Linked DNA regions of Mus musculus: region 1 is linked to region 2. The links are chromatin loops, found by intact Hi-C in ENCODE. Cell type or tissue: left cerebral cortex. All regions are shown on one strand. Each heading gives the region's core, and the rest is flanking DNA. Links, peaks and the distances in the headings are about the cores only.

Evidence for each region. Peaks named below come from ENCODE experiments on the same cell type or tissue, not always from the same donor. Only the 100,000 strongest peaks of a DNase experiment are listed, where the experiment ranks them.
Region 1: a loop joins it to region 2, with 2.1 times the contacts of the local background. A loop is called at or near these places in 1 of 42 quality-filtered maps.

Annotation. Positions count from the first base shown.
Region 1 is chr3:31,243,978-31,254,589 of GRCm38, forward strand. All of the region lies in intron 2 of Slc7a14 (solute carrier family 7 (cationic amino acid transporter, y+ system), member 14), which reads right to left. Among named protein-coding and RNA genes, the nearest start is that of Gm33834, 16 kb to the left of the region's middle. In left cerebral cortex, for the core only: no CTCF peak of the experiment used is centred there; a DNase peak (open chromatin) is centred at 5,669.
Region 2 is chr3:31,140,989-31,151,600 of GRCm38, forward strand. It overlaps Cldn11 (claudin 11), which reads left to right and starts at 8,932. Exons shown (of 3, transcript NM_008770.3): 1 at 8,932-9,387. The coding sequence starts at 9,162. In left cerebral cortex, for the core only: a CTCF peak has its summit at 5,127 (motif pointing right); DNase peaks (open chromatin) are centred at 4,873, 5,168, 6,757 and 8,922; H3K4me3 peaks cover 859 bases; H3K27ac peaks cover 313 bases.

The DNA.
Region 1 (10,612 bases), core at 1,587-9,586, 100 kb after region 2:
AAATAGTGTGGCTCCTGTTGGAAACATCTGTTTTCTCTGAGACATTGAATTCCAGACGCCCAAGTGTCCCCATCCCACCTGTTTCCCCTGAGGAGCAGGTTTCTGGACTGAGAAATACTTTTCTAGCCTCAGGTTGCGTGCAGACAATCCAGGTAAACTTTCCCAGATGCCCTCTTCCTGATGCTCTTGGCTAGCCTGGACAATTTCAAGTTTTCTTTTTAGGATGTGATGCATCAGGCTGCATCTCCCTCCCACCTCGACTCTACCGGCTCTAACCTGAGCAACCTTGCTCACCCGTTGCCTGTCACAGAAACCCAGGCAATTTTTACAAATGTGTCTGGAAGAGAAGCAATTTGTCTGGGAGCACTTCTCTTTCTTTGTGTCAAAGAAGAGACTTATGATTTCTCTGCCAAACCAGGGCCCAGATGGACAGCAACTGCCTGTGTTCAGGGACAGCCAGCACCATTGATCAGGGAGAGCCTGACACCATCAGTTATTGAACCTCTCAGGACTCTAATTAAAGCTGGGTAGGGAACGAAGAGCCCCTAAATGCCCAAACCATGCCTCAATACACTGACCTTTAAATGAGAAGGAAATAGCTATCCTAATAGAGAATTGACCCCCAAATCAGGTCAAGTGGAATAATTTGTTCACTAAATGCATTAATAGCCTACATGCTTACTCTTTTTCCTTGAAATTCCTATCTATGAGAATATTTCGGAGGTATAGTTTCTATCTTATGATGAGTTCAAGCTTTTCTCGTGGTTTGCTTGTGCTATGGTTGGTAATCATGGCTGATTGGGACTCAGCTGGTCATGTGTAATGAACTGTGTGGTGTCTAAGAGTGGAATGGCTGTGTCTAACGTGTCAAGGGTTAGCTTTTCCCTGAGCTAGTCATTTGACCCAAGCTGGTCCTTTCTGGGCCTTAGCTCCCCTCCTGGTAATGATACCAATTGTATAAGTTGCTTAGGGTCTTGGATGGACATATATATGGTCCCTGGTATAAGCTAGGGAACCCTTCATGGCTCTATTTACAGAGGGAATGTCTTGGCCAGCAACACCTCTTGGAGTGTTGAGGCAGGAGCATTTGCATCAGAGGAGGGTTGAGAGACATAATCAAGTGTTGCTGGCTGCTGGTTTCAGGGACTCAGCACCGTCAGGACTATTGGGAATCATTCTAGTGTCTAGCCCAGGCTGTCTCTGCTCAATGCACTTCTGAAACAGAACCTGGACACTTTTATTCCTGGGTTTTATATCTTTAATAGAAACCATCTGTTCTGCCCCATGCCTTACATGAGAAATAGTGAGAGAAATCTCCTACTTCTTGCTAATCTCTTATGAGAACTGCCTGTCTTTCTCAAGGTGACCCTGGGAACTGGGCTGCAAAGACCTTTGGCAGAAAGGACAGAGAAAGGGAGTTGAGGTGGTGACAGCTTGCTATTCTCTCTCCAAGTACTTTCAACACTACCTCGTGAGGAGCAGAAGAGGATCCCCCTCCACCCCTCCCTCTCCCCCCACCTCTCTCTCTTCTTTTTAAGACAGGGTCTCACTACAGAGCTCTGGCTGTCCTGGAACTATGTAGACCAGGCTGATCTTGAACTCAGAGGGATCTGCCTACCCTTGCCTCTGGAGAGTTGGTGACATTTAAATGAGATGGAAATGTACTTCAGCGCATCTGAGGAGCAGGTGTGATTGCCGCACAGGGAGAGGAACCTTCTCAACACATGTCTAAGGAGAATAGTGTACAGCCACGTTTCAACTTGGATCTTCCCAAAGTCCTTTGAGTTTTCAACTTCCTTCAAATTGGGACAGCATGCAGGGAGGGGCTGCATGGGTCAGAGACTCTCAGTTTAGGGGTCTTGTGAGAGAATTATGTGGACGTGGGGGCTTCTTACAGACCTTACTTCCACCCACCGTGGCTACTTCCCTTACCCAGTGTTTTCTGCCCCCCCCCCCGTCTATAAAAAGACTCATTTATGTGTACTTTATATGTATGTGTGTGCCTGAATGAGCTGATGTGCACACGTACAGGCACTCATGGAGGCCAGAAGGCCTCAGATTCCCTGGAGCTGGAGATACAGCTTATGAGCCGTCTGATGTAGGTGCTGGGAACCAACCCTAGATCTTCTGCAAGAGCAGTTGCTAAGCAACGTCAGCTGCTGAGCCATCTCCCTAGGCTCCCTTCCTTTCTAGCCTCCTCTGAGCTCTAGGAAGTATAAGTACAAATTTTGTGTTTGCCACATGCTCATCTGTGATATTCCGGGGAGGGAGTCCTTGTGGACAGTGGCCACAGGGTTTTCTGGCACAAGTGACAGACACGGGTCAGGATCTTACCTATAGGAATCTGATAGATTGTTTCTGACTAGACATCCCCTGCTCAGTCCGACAGCAGTGGCACCTTTTTAGCTGAGTTTTGAATGAGGGAATGACAGAGAGTGAAAGAGTCCCTTGAGCATACTGGTGGCTTTTTGAAAAAGGCACTCATTTTAAGTGAGACACTGAGAGCGTTCTTGTCTAGATTTATAGTATTCAGCTGTATTAATGCTGTGTTTAAGACAACTTAGCAATGTTTTCAAAGGAGCAGGTATTTGTGTCCATGTATAAGAGAAGTTTGTTATGCTGTTATTTTTCTTAAGTCTAAGGGCCAGGCTGTGGAGACCCACTCTGTTAGTATAGTACTTGCCCTGCAGGCCTGAGGTCCCAAGTTCAATTTCCATACCCCTCTACCAACATACACAAATGCTGGACATGGTTGTAGTGATAATTTTGATTTCTTAAAAAACCCAGTTATGTTCTATGAATATGCTTTTATTTTAACCCCAGGTGTGTGGTAAGAGGCAGCTTCCCAGCAGGTGATTATGATTTACTTTGTGCACTAGCAGGGGTGTGATTTTTTTGCCAGCTGCAGATAGTTTAATTTGGGGGACTCTGAAGAGGGTGTAAATGAGAGAGTCCCAAGAGGGCCTGTGGCAGCTGCCGCCCCTGCTACCAACCCCCCCCCCCCGCTGCTGGCTCATCAGATGGATTTGCTGCTGCTGGTTTGCTGGGTTGTTGGATGTTCTGACAACAAAGATCGGACTAAGGAACCCAAAGTCCTCAATTGGCAGTAAGTAGCTTATAGAGGTCTATGTCCCCTTTCCCTTTTAACCTTCTTTCTCTCCAACCTAGTGTTGGGGGGCTGGAAGGAAGTAGTATGGAATAAGGGTTAGAAGGGAGGTAGAGGTATAAAGAACCTAGTAAAATAGCTTAAAAAATATGCTAACACAAGGTTCCTTGTACTTGTAATCCCAGTAGTGGGGGATGGGGGACAGGATTCCTGGGACTCACAGTAAGTTCCAGTCCAGGTGGAGACCCTGTCTTTACACACACACACACACACACACACACACACACATATGCTTGAGGAATGCTACTGGAGGTTGTCCTTTGATCTCTATGTGTATACACAGATGTGCACTTGAAACCACACAAATACCTGTACACACATTCACAATATACAGATAAAATATGAAATTATAAGCTGGGTCATTTAAAATCAATATCTTAAGATATACGAATACAGTCAATATTTTCCAGTGAATGTACTCTAAAATAGAAAGAGTAAATAGGACCTAAGGACAGATTTTGCGTATGTGTACACATAAATGTAACATGCCCCTGGACCATCAGTCTTGGAGCCCAGCAGTGGGCAGCAATGCCTGCCAAACAGGAACAAAGACAGATCAAGTCAATAGTCCCAGGATGCAGCTGGGAAAGTCCTTAAATGTACTAACCTTGCTTTTTATGTTGTGTACTTCTGCTTCTTGCTAACTGAAGTGTGCCAACCTAGGATATGTTTTTTTGGGTTAAAAAGCCAAGAACCATTAGCCTCGGGGCTGTGTGATTTAGGTGAATTCTGTATGCAGCCGCTGGTCTCTGTAAAGGCTTTCTATTTCACTTTAATAGTCCGTGTGTCCTCTGAATGAGTACACACACACACACACACACACACACACACACATTTAAGTTATAAATTCATGTTTAGTTACTTTGCAGGGAACTTTTGGGTCAGATCTGTGGAAATGTGTGGCATATAGAGTAATACCAGCAATACAGGGTAGCGATTGCATTCTCCACACAGCACAGCCACACAGCATCAGTGATACATTGTAGACAGTCACATTCTCCATACAGCACAGTCAGCACTAGGTTATAGCATCAGTGATACATTGTAAACAGTCACATTCTCCATACAGCACAGTCAAGCCTATGACCAAGAGGAAGGCAGATGGAGGGCCAGTTGAGTTTCTTGCCGTTTTCTCTTTTCCATGGTAATGCCACCGTTAACTGTGGTATTTACTTTCATTAGTCACCAGAGACTGCTATCTCCATGCTGAAGGTGGCCTTTCATCACTCTCTGTGGCTTCCACGTGCCCATGTCCTGCTTGCTAGTGTGAATCCTGTCCTTCCTTCCCACCCACTGTCCTGCATCCATCCCTTCTTCTATGTTGCTTCCTTAATTCATCTCCACCCATGTGTAGCCATTTAAGAAAGCTCTGCCTGCTGCTCTTTTTTCTTTTCTTTTGATGTTCTCATTTCCTGCATCATGCAAATGGAATTTGCTGGAAGCTCTCTGATTCCCTTGGGTGGCTGTGACCCCTTAGCTCCCATCCCTGGGTAAAAGTGGTGGGCCAAGGTTTGAAGCTGATAGACTGGCCCCATCAAAGCCATTGAGTTGCTGTGGGCACCCAGTTAGACACAAGGTACAAAGTTCAGGCCACCTCGGTGAGGGCTGGGGCTTGCCATTCACTCTTAATCACTAGCTTTTCTGTCTCAGATGTTATCCCACAGTCATTTGGTAGTTCCATGCCTTGCTGATCTATGTGCTTGCCTAACAAGGTCTTGTACAAGGTCTACCTACAGACACATGCACAGGAAACCTGCCTCTTTAATTTATTCACTAGGGGTAGACTTGTGGCTTCAGATACGGAATCCTAGCTAGCTTGTTTGCATTAAGAAGGGTCCTCACTTCATCAGGTTTGAGTGATCATAACAAGAAATGTGAATATTATTGGCCATAGTTCTGTGTATGGGTTCCATTAAGCACTTTGCATGTATTGTATGTAGTCATTATCTTCAAAATGGCCATGTTAACGAAACCATTATTATAGTCACTTAAACATGATGAATCCAAGATTTAGATGGGTTCCTAGGAATTACTCTAGTCTATAAATTACTTTAGTTTGTAAGTTATTTGTGTGGATTAGGAAAGGAAGGAAAAGAATAAGAAAAAAAAAAGAATAAAGCAGTTTATAAATAGAGGTGATTAATCCAGGGTTCCTGCCATACCCAGCCTCCCCAAGGCTGAGGGATTAATGCCCTGGCACAGCTGTTAACTTCCCACCTGTTTGGGATGCTCTAGGTTAAGTACATTTGAAATCACATAAGGAGTAAGGCACAGAGCAGGGCTTGCAGAGATGTCTCAGGTGCGCAGACTAATTGTACTTGGCCTCCAGATGTCTCAGAATAGATGGGGCTGAGAGTCTGCATGTGGGGAAACAAGGGACTCTGTTCTTTAAGGCGTCATCCTTCTTCGGTTCTATTTCATTCTCACTCCCACTACAGGCAATCTAATGCAAGCTCTTCATTTTATAGAGGAAGGAACAGACTTCGAGGTGTGATAGGCTGTGCAGGGACCCTGAGGTGCCGAGGGGCACAACTGAGTGAGGTCTTGGGTGTCCTGACTTCCAGCCCAGGCTTGGTTGGATTTAGCAGTGTTCAGAGTTGCTTCACAGACGATCTCTTGCTTTTCTGCATAGATGGTAAACCCTTGCTCTGTCTCAGAGTTCTTTCCTAGCTATGTTCAGTGGCAGTTCTCATCATGCTGAGTGCAGAGTGAGGGGTCTGTCTGTCTTTCCCATTGCCACTGGACTGTCCACTCTACCGTGGTCTGTGGAAGGTGTAAAAGGAGCCCAAGTTTTCCTGAAGGAAACTGGTTTTCACCATCAGCGATTTGAGAAATGTACAAATTTCTACTGAGATACACATAGCTCCTCTGAACCAGTAACTGACAACCTTCCTTCAAGGCTGTCAATCAAACCTCTACAGGAGAGTGCCGTGAACTTCAAGTCCAACCAAGCCTTTCTTTTTGCTGCTGACAGGTGATAGAAGACACTGAGCTTAGAAGTTATTTTCATGACCCAGCGTAACAGAAGTTTTGACCCACAAAAGTGATCTTCTAATCAGTAGCTCAGGGAGAGCTGTGGGCTGCGTTCAGAGCTCAAGAACAGGGAGGCAGTCCTATAGAAGTCACCTATCATATCTGAGCCTCAACATTGTTATCTGTAAAATGAATATTATAACGTAAATTATTATTTGGTGGAGTTCTTGAAAATTATCTTCCACGTGTGCTCACATGTGTGTGGAGGTCAGAGGTCAATTTGTGGGAACTGACTCTGAACTCTCAGCGGGGATGGGACTCATGTCCTCAGGCTTGAGAGCAAGTGCCTTCACAAATAATCCATCTCAGCAGTGTGAAGTTTTGTTGTTGTTGGCAATGTTTTGTTTGTTTGTTTGTTTGTTTTTTATTGTGTTATCATCACACAGATGATGCCAGGCATATCATATTAAAAATCTGCAAGAGCTTAGTTACTATAATAACCATAAACTGAAGCCACTAATGCACCCAGTGGGAGGTTGCATTGCATCCGCTGCACAACATTTGTCCAATAGACATAACAGCAATAATAAAGGCTGACATTCAGCAAGGGTCTTACCTTGCTTTAGCCTTCAGAGACCCACACATGCTGGGCTGGCTGCTGTCCTTATTAAGATTCCAGCTATGTATTTGGAGAATACATAATTTGGAGAACTAGCCAGCCCTTGCTCTGAGGGTAAGGATGCATCTGCTCTTCCATTTCCTTACCGCTCTCTTAAAAGTATACTTTCCCCATCCGAGTGCGGTAAAGAGAAACAGAGAAGGGGGTCACCGAGCACCAGTCCTCCTGGTTCACCCCCAGTCCGTTTTTCCCTGGAGGGGCAAAATGGTTTGTTGTAGCAAAAAATGAAATTAGAACTCATTTAGAATTTGTATATGTTTATGAAGCCATGTGGCCTGTGGTTACTAGGAGACATGTCAGAACTCTGGGAAAGAATGGCTTCTGGAGCAGGGCAGCAAGGTTGGAAAGACAGACATTCAATTAGGGCTCACTATGCTCCCTCGTGTCCCCTCCCCCCACCACTACAGGTGCACCTGAGGACAGGTCGGAAGAGCTGAAACTCTTCAGGCTGAGAGGAGGCATACACTACACACCGTTATGTAGGTATGTCCAACCTTTGACATTGTATCACAATGCTGTCATGTACGAAGTTTATGCTTAAGAACTGTATCATTGAGTTACAAAAGAATTGCAAAACCAGCTCATGTTTATTGTCTTGTGCTGGAACACATTCATTATTACACTCAGCCACACATGGCTTGTGTGCTACAGGTCAGACATGGATGCCCGGGTCTATTGCTAAGCCATATGCTAACATGCTAAAAAGAATATACTCGGTACCCGTCTGTCTCTCTGTCTGTCTGTCTCTCTTGGCACATGAGTGTGCCATGGTGCTGTACGGATATCAGAGGACAACTCGTTGGAGTTGGTTCTCTCATTCTGCCATGTGGGTCCCAAGAATGAATCTCAGGTCATCAAGCTTAGTGGTGGCAGGTGTCTACCTACTGAGCCATCTTGATGGCCTGAGATTGGTTTTTAATTATCTTTTTTTTTAATGATCAGAGAACTGGCATGAAATAATCAATCCATTTCCAGTGAGAAGGTTTCTGGCTTCCATGGTCCAAAGGTGGCCTCCTGAAAAGACAGAACTTTGGGTCTTACAGTTTCCAGTCTCAGTTCTGGTTCTTACTAAAGAGCCTTGCCACTTGTAGGAGGAAGTTCTTTCTGACTGCGGCTCTGATCGGAGCCAGCCTCCCACAGTGGGTAGGTGAGAATGGAAGGATGCCGTGTCCACATGTGAGCATCCTGTGTATCCACATGGCTCTCACATGGGCTATGTGTGGTCCTCCATGCTGGATTTCTATCTGGATCCTCACTTTCTGCTATCAGAACTATGTTGCCAAATCCATAATTCTCATGCTATTTCAGAACACTCATCCATTACCTGCCTTCTCATGGGCAGATGGAGTGTGTCCTCCTCTTGCTCATGGTCCTTGACCCATCCAAACCCTCTCTATTCTAAGCTTCATTTTGGCTTTCACTGTCAGAGCTCAGAGCGCTGAGCTCCATAGTCTCTCATGTCTCACCTGGCACATCTGGTTTTTTTACCTTCATCGTGTCTCCACTGTGGGACTGAAATATGTATCTGCTTGTGTCATTGAACTTCTCCAGGCCAACAGAGTGACATCTAACCTCAACTTGGCATGTGTTAGGGATTGATCGCCTGAGCTGTCTCCCCAGTCCCACGAGTTCAGTTTTAATTATACTAAAAAGAAACTATACATAAACCCGGGGAAAACCGTGCCACAATGGATGCTTTTCCCCTCCTCGGGCTCATGTGTGTCTCTTGGGACTTTGAATGGCCAGAAGTTGTGGGCACAATCATTTGGCTTTGATTCATCTGCAGCCAAGTAAATTAGAGCAGCTACACAAGCCATCCTGCCTCCACCCACTCTCCACAGAGCTGTAGGTAAAAAACCAGGATGAAAAAAATGATGCTCTTTATCAAAACATACTATTAAAGGGGCTTTGCAGGCCTGGCAGGACACAGGGCCTGTGGAGTTATCAAAGAGCAGATAGGGCCATTGGACAAAAGTGAGAGGTTAGGCACAAGCTGTTTCCTCCGATAAATAGTCCACCACCTGGAACAGGCCAGAGGGCAGTGACCACGTCAGAGTGGAGCTGGGTAAAGGATCTGGGGAAGTCAGTGGACCTGTGGGTCATGTTCAGTTGGAGAGAAAGTAGCTTCAGAGTCCCGTTTTTGTTTCATGTTTCATGAAGGATTATGTAGAATGGGGAACAGAGCTACATGACCAAAAAAATTTCCCTAGAAGAGAGTCTGCCTGCTATATGAGAGACTCCTGTTAGCAAGCTTCCTCTCCATGTGGGTCCTAGCTGTGGCAGATAGCGCCTCCTTCTACATGGAAGTTTCCAAGTCTAGCTGTGTGTTAGATGCTCTTAGGGGATCCCAGGGCTCCCCACCCAGCCCCAGCTGAGTTGGAATTGCAGGACATATACTTTGGACATCAGTACTTTAAAATATAAATAGACAGAAATTAAAGAAGGAGCCACAAACTAGGAGAAAACATTTACAAAGCTACACATGTAAAGTCAGGTGTGAGGACTGCTTGCACTTTGAATCACAACACTTTGGGATGCAAAGGCAGGTAGCTCTATGAGTTCAAGGCCAGCCTAGTCTGCATCATGAGTTCCAGAACTGTCAAGGCTATATAGTAAGACTCTGTCTAAACAAAACCACACATGTAATGAAACATTTCTATCTAGAATATATAGAAAAAAATTGAGACAAGGTTTCATGTAGCCTGTGTTGTGTCCTTGAACCACCCAACCCCAAACTGTAAAATAACCATTTCCTTTTCTTTATACATTAGCTAGATTCTGGCATTTAGTTAAAAAATGAAAATAGAATAATAGAAATACTATATATTACAGCAGGTGCCTACAATAGAGCTTGACACAAAACAATTTATTTAGTGCTGTGTGCTGGGCATTGTATCGGTACTTGGTAGATATCTCTTTTAGATCTCACAGCAACAAAGAAGATATTTTTACTTCCACAATGGGGAAACTAAGACTCAGAGAAGTTACAGTGTTTGCCTTAAGTCTCCCAGCTAGTTAGCAGTTTAACCAGGTTCCACGTCCAAACTCAGTCTTACTGGTTACATACCACTTCAGATTTCACACATAGTGCCTCTTTGACGTCACCTCCTGCCTTTAACTGCACTTTGTTACTATTTTTAATCCAGTATTTCCCCGATTTCATTGAAATCTGCAGTGTCCACTGATCTTACCACTTTTCCGTTTTCACTTATCGTTACTAATTTTTGTTAGCATGCAAAACAGTGGGCGTGGCTGTGACATTTCTCCTAGACAGGTCATCTCGGTTCTCCTGCGCAAGCGCCCTTCATCTCATTGTTCTTTTCTCTCTGCTTGGGACAAGGTGAATTCGGTTGTGCCAACATCCTCTGTACTCCATACTTATCACCCAGCAGTACCTATTGCTGGAGATAAACATACAAGGTAGAGACTGGGCTTCCTGGTGCTGAGTAGGCTTTTAATTATAGCCAAGAGAGGAGGAGAGACAAATGTTAACAAGGGTGGGAATGGAAAGGAACTGGTCTATTGTGGTGTGGAGAAGGGAAAGGTTGGTTAAACTCTAAGTGACATGGGGATGGGGGGGGGGGGATGACCATCAGGGAGGGGACATTTGTGACCAAAGAGAAAGAGCAGATCCATGCCAACTTGGCTGGAGAGACCACTGTAAATATGATAATATCGGCACAAGCTATTTTGGTTTGGGCTCTGGCTGAGGCTCTGAAGGATCGTGGCTGGACCCAGCAGGGGGATGAGTCAGTCACTGAGCGAGGAGAGGTGCTATGGCTGGGACCATCTGG
Region 2 (10,612 bases), core at 1,303-9,302:
ACAGAATTTCTTGTTTCCAAAGACTTGTTTTTGTTTTAAGTTATGTGTGCCCATGGATGTGTGCACACGTGGGCAGGAGCATTAAACTTCCCCAGAGCTGGGTTACAGGAGGTTGTGAGTTCCCTGATAATGATGCTGGGAACAGAACTCAGGTGCCCTGCAAGAGCCGTAAGTGCTCTCACGCTGGGGCCAGCTCTCAGAGTGTATTCTTTCTAAATCACGCACGGAGTGAACTCCCCGGAGCATGTGATGCTTTGGTCACGCTATAACACATATGTTTTCAGTAAAAGGTTTAAAACTTGACCAACTGGCCATTGTACCAGTGTTCTGTGGAGCTAAGGACAATCCTTGTTCTTACTGCCTTTAGCTATGGGACCTAACGGTGGGACTTTTTGGATTGTTTTCTCATTTTTCTACCCAGGACTCACATACTTTATTGTTATCAGTTTCTCTAGGGACAAATCCCCTGGTCAATGGTCCATGCCCAAGTAGTTAGCCCTATACTTACGAGAATACAGGCGTGTATAGAAGATGGCATGAATCTGGGAGGAAGCTATTGGGGGAACATGGGAGGAATTGACAGAAGGAGCGGTAAGTATGATAAAAATGCATTGTGCTCGTGCATGATAAAACCTAAAAAAAATGACAATGAAGGCGTTTGAAGAAATGGTTTCACTGAAGCTGAAGGCCCAGAAATGAGGCTTTAAATATGTTCTGGTAGCTAAATAGCTGGTATAAAAATTGTTTGTTTACTTATTTTGAGACTGAATCTTGCTGTGTTGCCAGGACTAGTCGCACATTCCTGGGCTTGTGCCAGTTGATACTCAGGTCTACCTGGTGTCCAAGGCTGCAGGTGCAGAGGTCAAGTTCTAGATAGAGCAGTATGTGGAACTCACTCTGCCGATAGGTTTACAGAAGAAGCCATTGTCATCCCCAAATAAGCAAAGGGTTCTGAGTAAATGGTGAACAGTATCAATGTGTCTTCTGTTGGAAAGCTCTCTCTGTCTCAGGACAGCAGGTGAGTGACCGGGACCACAGAGGGTTGGAGTCTGCCATATACCCACTCCCTAAGGCAGCACTGATTCTGTCCCATGTCTGCACACAGTGTCTTCCTTTCCTTTTTTTTCTTTTTTTTTTTTTTAAAGATTTATTTATTTATTATATATCAGTACACTGTAGCTGTCTTCAGACACACCAGAAGAGGGCATCAGATCTCATTACGGTGGTTGTGAGCCACCATGTGGTTGCTGGGATTTGAACTTAGGACCTTCGGAAGAGCAGTCGGGTGCTCCTACCCACTGAGCCATCTCACCAGCCCCGTGTCTTCCTTTCCTAACGGGACCTGGAACATCGGAGTTTTGGCAATGTCTTTCTCTCTTTTTCTAATTTTTAGTGCTATTTGATCAGTATGTACTATTTAGTGTCCTCATAGGTGGCCTGTGCCACCATCTCAGGTTTCAGGGGAATCCCCCCCCCCCCCCAGACAAAATCCTGAACTCATGGTGGCATGTAACTTATTATATATATATAATTTATATATATATAAATTATATATATATATAATATATATATATTATTATATTATATTATATTATATATATTATATTATTATTATTATTATTATATATTATATATATATATTATATTATTATATTATATTATATATATATATTATATTATTTATATATATATAAATTATATTATATATATATTATATATATTATAATATTATATATATAATATATAATATATATTATATATATATAATTATTATTATTATTATTATTATATATTATATATATATTATATTATTATATTATATTATATATATATATTATATTATTTATATATATATAAATTATATATATATAATAAGTTACATGCACCATGAGTTCAGGATTTATAATATATACATATATATATATATATATGATTTATTTATTTTATGTATATAAGCACACTGTAGCTGACTTCACACACACCAGAAGAGGGCATCAGATCCCATTACAGATGGCTGTGAGCCACCATGTGGTTTCTGGGAATTGAACTCAGGACCTCTGGAAGAGCATTCAGTGCTCTTAACCACAGAGCCATCTCTCCAGACCCCATTTAACTTATTTTAAGTCCTTTTTGTGGGGTAGGGAATTGAGACAGGGTTTTCCTGTGTAGCCCTGGCTGTCCTGGAACTCACTCTATAAACTAGGCTGGCCTTGAATTCATAAAGATCTGCCTGCCTCTGCCTCCCAGGTACTGGGATTAAAGGTGTGCGCCATCACAGCTCAGCAGTCTTTTTTAAGTTTTTTTTTTTTTTTTGAGACACTTGCTTACATCATGAATTTTTACTTCCATAATTCTAAAAGAGGGTGTATGTGAAGTTTTTGCAATATCAAATATTTTAAATCCACCAGAGAAATTTGTTGTTTAAAAATAGATCCTATTATACACTGGAACTAATTGAAAAGAAAGTGGGGAAGAGCCTTGAGCACATGGGCACAGAGGGAATTTTCCTTAATAGAACACCAATGGCTTAGGTGCTAAGATCAAGAATCGACAAATGGGACCTCATAAAATTGCAAAGCTTCTGTAAGGCAAAGGACATTGTCAATAAGACAAAACAGCAACCAACAGATTGGGGAAAGATCTTTCCCAATCCTACATCCCATAGAGGGCTAATATCCAATATAAACAAAGAACTCAAGAAGTTAGACTCCCGAGAATCAAACAACCCTGTGAAAAATGGGAAACAGAGCTAAACAGAGGATTCTCAACTGAGGGATACTGAATGGCTGAGAAGCACCTAAAGAAATGTTCAACGTCCTTAGTCATCAGGGAAATGCAAATCAAAACAACCCTGAGATTCCACTTCACTCCAGTCAGAATGACTAAGGTCAAAAATTCAGGTGACAGCAGATGCTGGCGAGGATGTGGAGAAAGAGGAACACTCCTCCATTGTTGGTGGGATTGCAAGCTTGTACAACCACTCTGGAAATCAGTCTGGCAGTTCCTCAGAAAATTGGACATAGTACTACCTGAAGACCCAGCTATACCACTGCTGGGCATATACCCAGAAGATGTTCCAACATGTAATAAGAACCCATGCTCCACTATGTTCATAGCAGCTTTATTTATAATAGTCAGGAGCTGGAAAGAACCCAGATGTCCTTCAACAGGGGAATGGATACAGAAAATGTGATACATTTACACAATGGAGTACTATTCAACTATTAAAAACAATGAATTTATGAAATTCTTAGGCAAACAGATGGAACTTGAAAATATCCTGAGTGAGGTAACCCAGTCACAACAGAACACACGTGGTATGCATTCACTGATAAGTGGATATTAGACCAAAAGTTCAAAATACCCAAGATACAATTCACAGACCACATGAAGCTCAAGAAGAAGGAAAACCAAAGTGTGGACACTTCAGTGCTTCTTAGAAGGGGAAACAAAATACTCACAGGAAATATGCAGACAAAGTGTGGAGCAGAGACAGAAGGAAAGGCCATCCAGAGACTGCCCCACCTGGGGATCCATCACATATACAGACACCAAACCCGGACACTATTGCGGATGTAGGTCAGTGCTCGCTGAAGGGAGCCTTATGTAGCTGTCTCCTGAGAGGCTCTGCCAGAGCCTGACAAATACAGAGGTTGACTCAGCCAACCATTAGACTGAGCATAGGGTTCCCGATGGAGGAGTTGGAGAAGGAACTAAAGAGCTGCGGGAGTTTGCAGCCCCATGGGGGGAGCAACAGTGTCAACCGGCCAGACCCCCCAGAGTTCTTAGGGACTGGACCACCAACCAAAGAGTTGAGGGACCCATGACTCCTGCTGCATATGTGGCAGAGGATGGCCTTGTTGGATATAAGTGGGAGAAGCAGCCCTTGGGTTTGAGCAGGTTCGATGCCCCAATATAGTGGAATACCAGGGCTGGAAGGCAGGAATAGGTGGGTGGGTGGGGGGTGGGGGGTGGAGAGGCAGGGGGAGGGGATGGGGATTCCGGAAGGGAGACCTGGAAAGGGGATAACATTTGAAATGTAAATAAAGAAAATACCCAACAAAAGAAAAAAATATAAAGAAAAATAGATCCTATTAAAGGTACTCAGTGGCCTGTGGAATTGCCTTAGTTAATAGATACTTTCTTTTTTCTTTTCTTTCTTTTTTTTTGTTTTTGTTTTTTGGAGATAGGGTTTCTCTGTATAGCCCTGGCTGTCCTGAAACTCACTTTGTAGACCAGGCTGGCCTCGAACTCAGAAATCCGCCTGCCTCTGCCTCCCAAGTGCTGGGATTAAAGGCATGCGCCACCACGCCCGGCTAATAGATACTTTCACGCAAGAGGGCCTGTGTTTGATCCTCCAGACCTGTTTAAAAAAAAAAAAAAAAAAAAAGGCTGACCTGGGACTGAGGAAATGGCTCGATGGTTAAGAGAAGTATAGCGGGCTGGTGAGATGGCTCAGTGGTTAAGAGCGCTGGCTGCTCTTCCAAAGGTCCCAAGTTCAAATCCCAGCAACCACATGGTGGCTCACAGCCATCCGTAACGAAATCTGATGCTCTCTTCTGGCATGTCTGAAGACAGCTACAGTGTACTTACATATAATAAATAAATCTTAAAAAAAAGAGAAGTACAGCACCAAAGAGAAGTACAGCACCCATATCAGGCAGCTCACAGTCACCCATAACTCCAGCTCCACGAGGTCAGATGCAGAGACAGACAGTCCCTGGAGCTAACGGGCCAACAAGGCTAGCTTACTGGTTGAACTTGCAGGCCTGTGAGAAAAGAAAACAGAAAACCAGAAGGTGAATGGTGGCCAAGGAGCAACACTCGATGCTGTCCTCTGGCGTCTACATGTGCCACACCCCCACAGTCATGTGATCCCACTCACGTCATGTATATACCTACCCCATGCAGAAGGAACTTGATTTGTGGTCTTAGAGAAGTGGGTTCCTAGACACCTTGTGCTTTCATATATTTGGTTTCCTAAAAAGATGTATATTTTTAACGAATGAAAAAAAAAGTGTTACAGAAAAATGCAAATTTTAGTTAAGTCTGTCACCAGTTTGGCTCGTGGGAAGTTGAGGTCAATCCAGCCTCAGGCTGTCTCAGTGCGTTTCTATCTATACAATGACAGTCACTAGAGGGCGCTAAGAGCACACTGATTCGCCCATCGTTCTCCATGTGCTCCGTTAGATGCCAGCAAAATCTCTGGCATTGAGTCAGTCACAAGCCGCCCGAACTGAATGGCCTCTAGTTTGGCTGGCTAATTTCAAGTGTAAATGGTAGGATAACATTTAACACAGATGTTTCTTTCTTCACATATCTGTGAATACACTAACTGCCCCCCTAAGCCTTTCTTTTCAAATATCTTCACTTGATCTTAGCCAAAAGGCCGAGAAGCGATCTTTTCAAATATCTTACAGTAAGAATAAAAACAAATTCATATGGAATATGATATTGGGTTTAAGGCCAGAAGATAGAAACTCAGTTCTCCTCTAGAACTTTCTAGTTCTGCGTCATACTGTGGGGACGTGGAGAGGTGACATGGCAGAGTTTCTGAGAGAAAAGGAAAGGACCTGGGACTGACTGGGAACCACTGGCGACACTGTCTGGGTGTGGTTGGACTCATTGTCACACTGGAGCGGGGCCTGAGATTGTGTGGGGCTTTCTCATTTACTGCATTATGTGGGAAGTCAGATCATGATCACTGGGGACACTTGTGATGCTGTCACAGCAAGGAATGTGGGAGAATCCCGATGTCAAAAAAAAAAGTCAGAAAAAAGAAAACAAAACCACAAGAGAGCTGGTGGGCTTTACCCAGAACCCAGAGCCCCTGGCCATGGGACTGTGTCCTCAGCCTCTGTGGCCCATGCTCTGTACTTCCGTGGCTGCCTGGGCTCCTTTGAACTGGATAACCTTTTTGCTCCTGGCTAACTTATTCAGCTAGATTGTATCTCTGCTGGCCTCCCTCAGGTGTCATTTTGTGTGTCTGTCATAGAAGATGATAACAATAACTTAATTATTCAGTGTCTTGTCTCTTACATGCACCTTCCATTTGTATGTGATTTATGTTACCTTTGTCTTCACAATACCCCTGGTGGGAAATTCACTCTTCTTGTTTCCAAGTGGAGATCATGAGAGTCACATGGGCAAGGGAACAGATCTAGAAGGAATGTGTTCCCTGGGTGTCTCCTTCCAAGACAAAAAATTTGACAGCTTAGTTAAGTCATTTTATTACTTCGTGCCAAAGTTCTGAAATCTGACTTTACAAATGTGTGTGTGTGTGTGTGTGTGTGTGTGTGTGTGTGTGTGTATGCATGTGCATGCATTCATGAGACCCATGGGTGGGCAAGCCATTACTTAACTCTGATTGAGTGAGCTGTCATGTGGAGAACATTAACTCTAAGAATGTAAGAGTTCTAAGAATATAAGTTTCATAGCTAGTTTTGCAGTGAATTGATGGAGCTCAGGGTTTTATAGTTTATATTGTCCTTAGCACAAAGCTAGTTTTGGATATTAAAGGGAATATCCGTCAACATCCAGATGAGTAGACTTTATGATGAAATACTCCGTAGACTTGATGGTTCCTTCGAAGAGGAGCTATATTTCCATAAAATAGTTTGCATAAGCCCTCACCCTGCGAGAGCAAAAGGAGACTGCAAGAACAAGAATTCTGAGCTTCACATCGTAATCTAGTGTCCAGGTTTCTTGAGGATTTGTTGCAGACATTGCTTTCAGCTCGGTATGTATAGTGACTCAGATACCCATAAAAAGAACTATACGGTAGGCTCCGTGTTCATCCCACTTTACAAATGACAGGGAACCGAGAAACATTACATAAAACCGACGTGAAGGCTCACAGGGAAAGGCACTGCCATCAGCCTGAAGTCCTGCCTGTGGTCCCTGGGACCCACTCGGTGGAAGAACACTGACTTCTGCAGCTGTCCTCTGACCTCTATGCGTGTGCCATGCACACATATGCACACAAAGTAGGTAAATAATGTAGTAAAAGACACACGGAATTCTCAGGGGTCGGATACAAACATACTTATTCTTTTAAAAAGCAATGTGAAATGTTTTGATCCCGTAGGCAGTAGTAGTGGAGCCAGGCCTTGGACTATGCAGGCTGGTCTGGGTAGCTCAAATAGCGACTAACTTGTCAATCAACAGCACCAGGCCTGCGTCAAACACATTGCAGGAGTTATCCCCCATAGGCCACAGTAACAGTAATAAAGTGTTTGCCATTCTCACTCCAAGACCAACCCACCAGTCACATAGGCTGAGCCAGCCCAGTGCAAGGCCAACCCACCAGTCACATAGACTGAGAGACAGCCCACTCCAAGACCAACCCACCAGCCACATAGATATCCCACTAGTCTCCTTGATCAAGGGCAGTCTTGGCTTGAAGAGTTGGTGGCATGTATGACCCCATCCATCATGGGGATAACTGCAGCAAGCTCAACAGGATGATGAGCAAAATGTCCATTTGCTGAAATCTGCCACCATTTTAAATAGAATAAGAGGAGAGGGGGAAGAGGCCCAGGTGACTAGATCAAGCCATACAGTAAGATAAGCAATCCTTTTCTTGACTTAAAATTGCACAAGTCCGAAGCTGTAGCTCAATGGTAGAGCATTGTCTGGCTTGCTCAAGTCCGTGGGTTCATCCCCAGTGCCTCCCTCCGCCCAAGGGCACAGAATGAGCCTTATCTGAATGCGTGTAGAGAAGGGGGCTGCCTGGTAGCCTTTGCTGATAGCTTCTGCTTCCCACTCAATCTGGGCTATCGGTTTTCTCGGTGGAGAACAGAAGCTAACTTATTTACAGTGATCTGGGCAGAATGCCTGGCTTTTAATGTATCACAAATGGAACACCAAGCCCTTTAGGAACATTCAGAAAGTGATAACCAGGATGGATTCTCAGGAAAGGTCAGGGACAGGAATGAGCGGGGCCCACGGAGTCTCCTTCCTAGCTGTGTGAACTTCAGGAGCTTGTCCTTTGGGGGGCTGTTTCTTCTGTGTAGAATTGACAGTTGTCCCCACTGCAAAGTGTGGACAATTCAGTAAGCTGTGGTATAAGAACACATGCACTTATCAAGTATTAATAACAGTGAGTAATCGTCACCATTATTGTGACCAGAGTTAATTCTGCTGGCACCATCTTTATTGTGTTATTTGTTTCTTGCGAAGTGTGTATGTGTGTGTTTATGTGTGGCGGTGTGTGTGGGGTGTGTGTCTGTGTACACACGTGTGCACTAGGAGGATGTCCCGTGTCCTGCTCTATCCCCATCTACCTTATTTCCTCGAGCCACAGAATGGCACTGAACCTGGCTCTAGAATGGCAGCTAGCAAACTCAGAGGTCCTTCCGTATCAGTCTAACAGCACCGGGTTACGGACTTAGTAAGCACCATGGCAGGCTTTGTACTGGGTGCTGGGCATTGGGATTGAGGCTCTCTCGTGTGCCAGCGCAGTAAGGGCCCTCACTTACTAAGCTATCTAAGCCCTCTCCCCGGTCTTTTCTTATGGCAACATCGGAGTGCTGAATGTGTCCCCTCTGTTCCTTAGGGGCATAGGAAAATGTACTAGGTGCCCTTGGAAGTGTCCACAGCAGAGAAGAGGGAGCGGTCGGAGAGTTGGTAGAAGTTTAGGAGGGAGACATAGAGAGAGAGAGAGAGAGACTACTTCTCTAGGAGTGAGACTACGCTTAACAAACCCAACAGGAGCTGGACGCGCCCCCTTCACTCTGCGGGTCCCTATCGGGATGGGATTAATTTAATTCCCAGCGCTGACCGTGTGTCACCAGCCGTGGGGCAGCCTGCTGCCCCTCCTCAGCCCCTGCTCCCTTCTACACCCGCACCGAAGCCTGGCTTGCGATTGGCCGGCTCGTCTCGGGGGCTGTCGCGGATTGGCGCTTGCCAGCCCGGGCCCCGGAGTTTAAAGAGGGGGCGGGGACGCGCTGCCCAGCAGCGCTGCAGTCCCCTCCAGGCGCACCTGTCCCCGCTGCACGCTGTCGCAGCAGTGCTTGCAGCCGCTCTCTCCCCATCTCGAGTAGCCCGGAGCCAGCGGCTCGCGAGGGCCAAGAGGGCAAGCCTAGGGAAGGCTCTGTCCAGGACGACACAGGGGGCACAATCCGTGTGAGTCGAGCTGCGTGGACGTCGCTGCGGCCACCATGGTAGCCACTTGCCTTCAGGTGGTGGGTTTCGTCACGAGCTTCGTGGGTTGGATTGGCATCATCGTCACAACGTCCACCAATGACTGGGTGGTGACCTGCAGCTACACCATCCCCACCTGCCGAAAAATGGACGAACTGGGCTCCAAGGGCCTGTGGGCTGACTGCGTCATGGCCACTGGTCTCTACCACTGCAAACCCCTGGTGGACATCCTCATCCTTCCAGGTAAGGACTCCAAGTTTGCAAGCAGCTTCCAGAGGCAGGTTGGGCTAGAATTGGGGATTTTAGACAGGGCTCTCAGAAGTTTGGAGACTCAGAGACCTCTGGATGATACATTTTTGACATCTCCAATCCAACCCTGTAGGAGAATTAGTCCTAAAGAGCCACCTGTCAGCCTCAGTTTCTTTATCTGAACATGAGATGATAAAGGTAACACTGGTCAATCAATGGCTTTGAGAATTTCATGAATCAAATCATATACACATGGTGGGAAATCATATACACTATTGTTAATTCCCCATGATTTCATCATCCCAGGTACCCAAGCTAATCGACCAAAGAGACACTCCAGTCCTCCCCCCACCCCCACTGTGCCATCTCCAGTGGGCTTCCGATTAGAGCTGTCTATAGGCCCGAGGAGAAGAGAACAAAGGGCAATTTCAAATAGGTGTAGGCTGAGCTGAGCTTCTTAGACTGCATGGCACTCCGGAGTCACCCGGATGAGGTTCCGTTCACATTCGAGGAGTCTCTGGACTGCCCGGATTAGTGAGTCTCAGTTGGTTCTCTCAGTTCAGGGCCTGCTTATCTGACTTGTCACCATCTTTACCTACCGTTTGCCCCTGGGATTCCTGCAGTGACTGTGCTTCCCACCCTCTCTCTGCCAGGGTGACACCCTTCTCCAGTTCTGCTCAGCAGGCTGCTAGCTATTGGGAAGAACAAGTACCCTGCGGGGAGGAAACTCCACCAGGGAGACACACTCAATGCCTAGGGTCACAGAGTGGGGTGGGGTGGGGTGGTCGTGGTGGTGGTGGTGGTGGGGTCGGGAATGTCGGGCAGCCTTGGAAACCCAGGGTGAGGGAGTTTGGGAGGGAGCATCTTTGGGTGTCATGGGAAAGTTTTTGGAAACAGTTTTGAAACCTGTAGCCAGTTGGATGACTTGGGTGGTTGTGAGCACCACTTGTGGATTTCTGCTAGAAATCTGTCACCCCCTTTGGCTTCACTGTCACCTAGGTGAGGTGGCCTAACTCCCTCTGGCCTTGTCTGGGTCATGTATATATTTAAGGGCATAGCCAGGCCCTAAGGTCTCGAGAGGAGCTAAATTTGTGCCTTCTCCCGAGAGCGCATTGGGGTTTTCAGAGACTCTGTACCCCCTTTTAGAGCCTTAGGTGCCCTCTCTTTTACAGACAGGACATTTGGAACTCACCTCCCTCCTCACAGCTCACTCACTGCT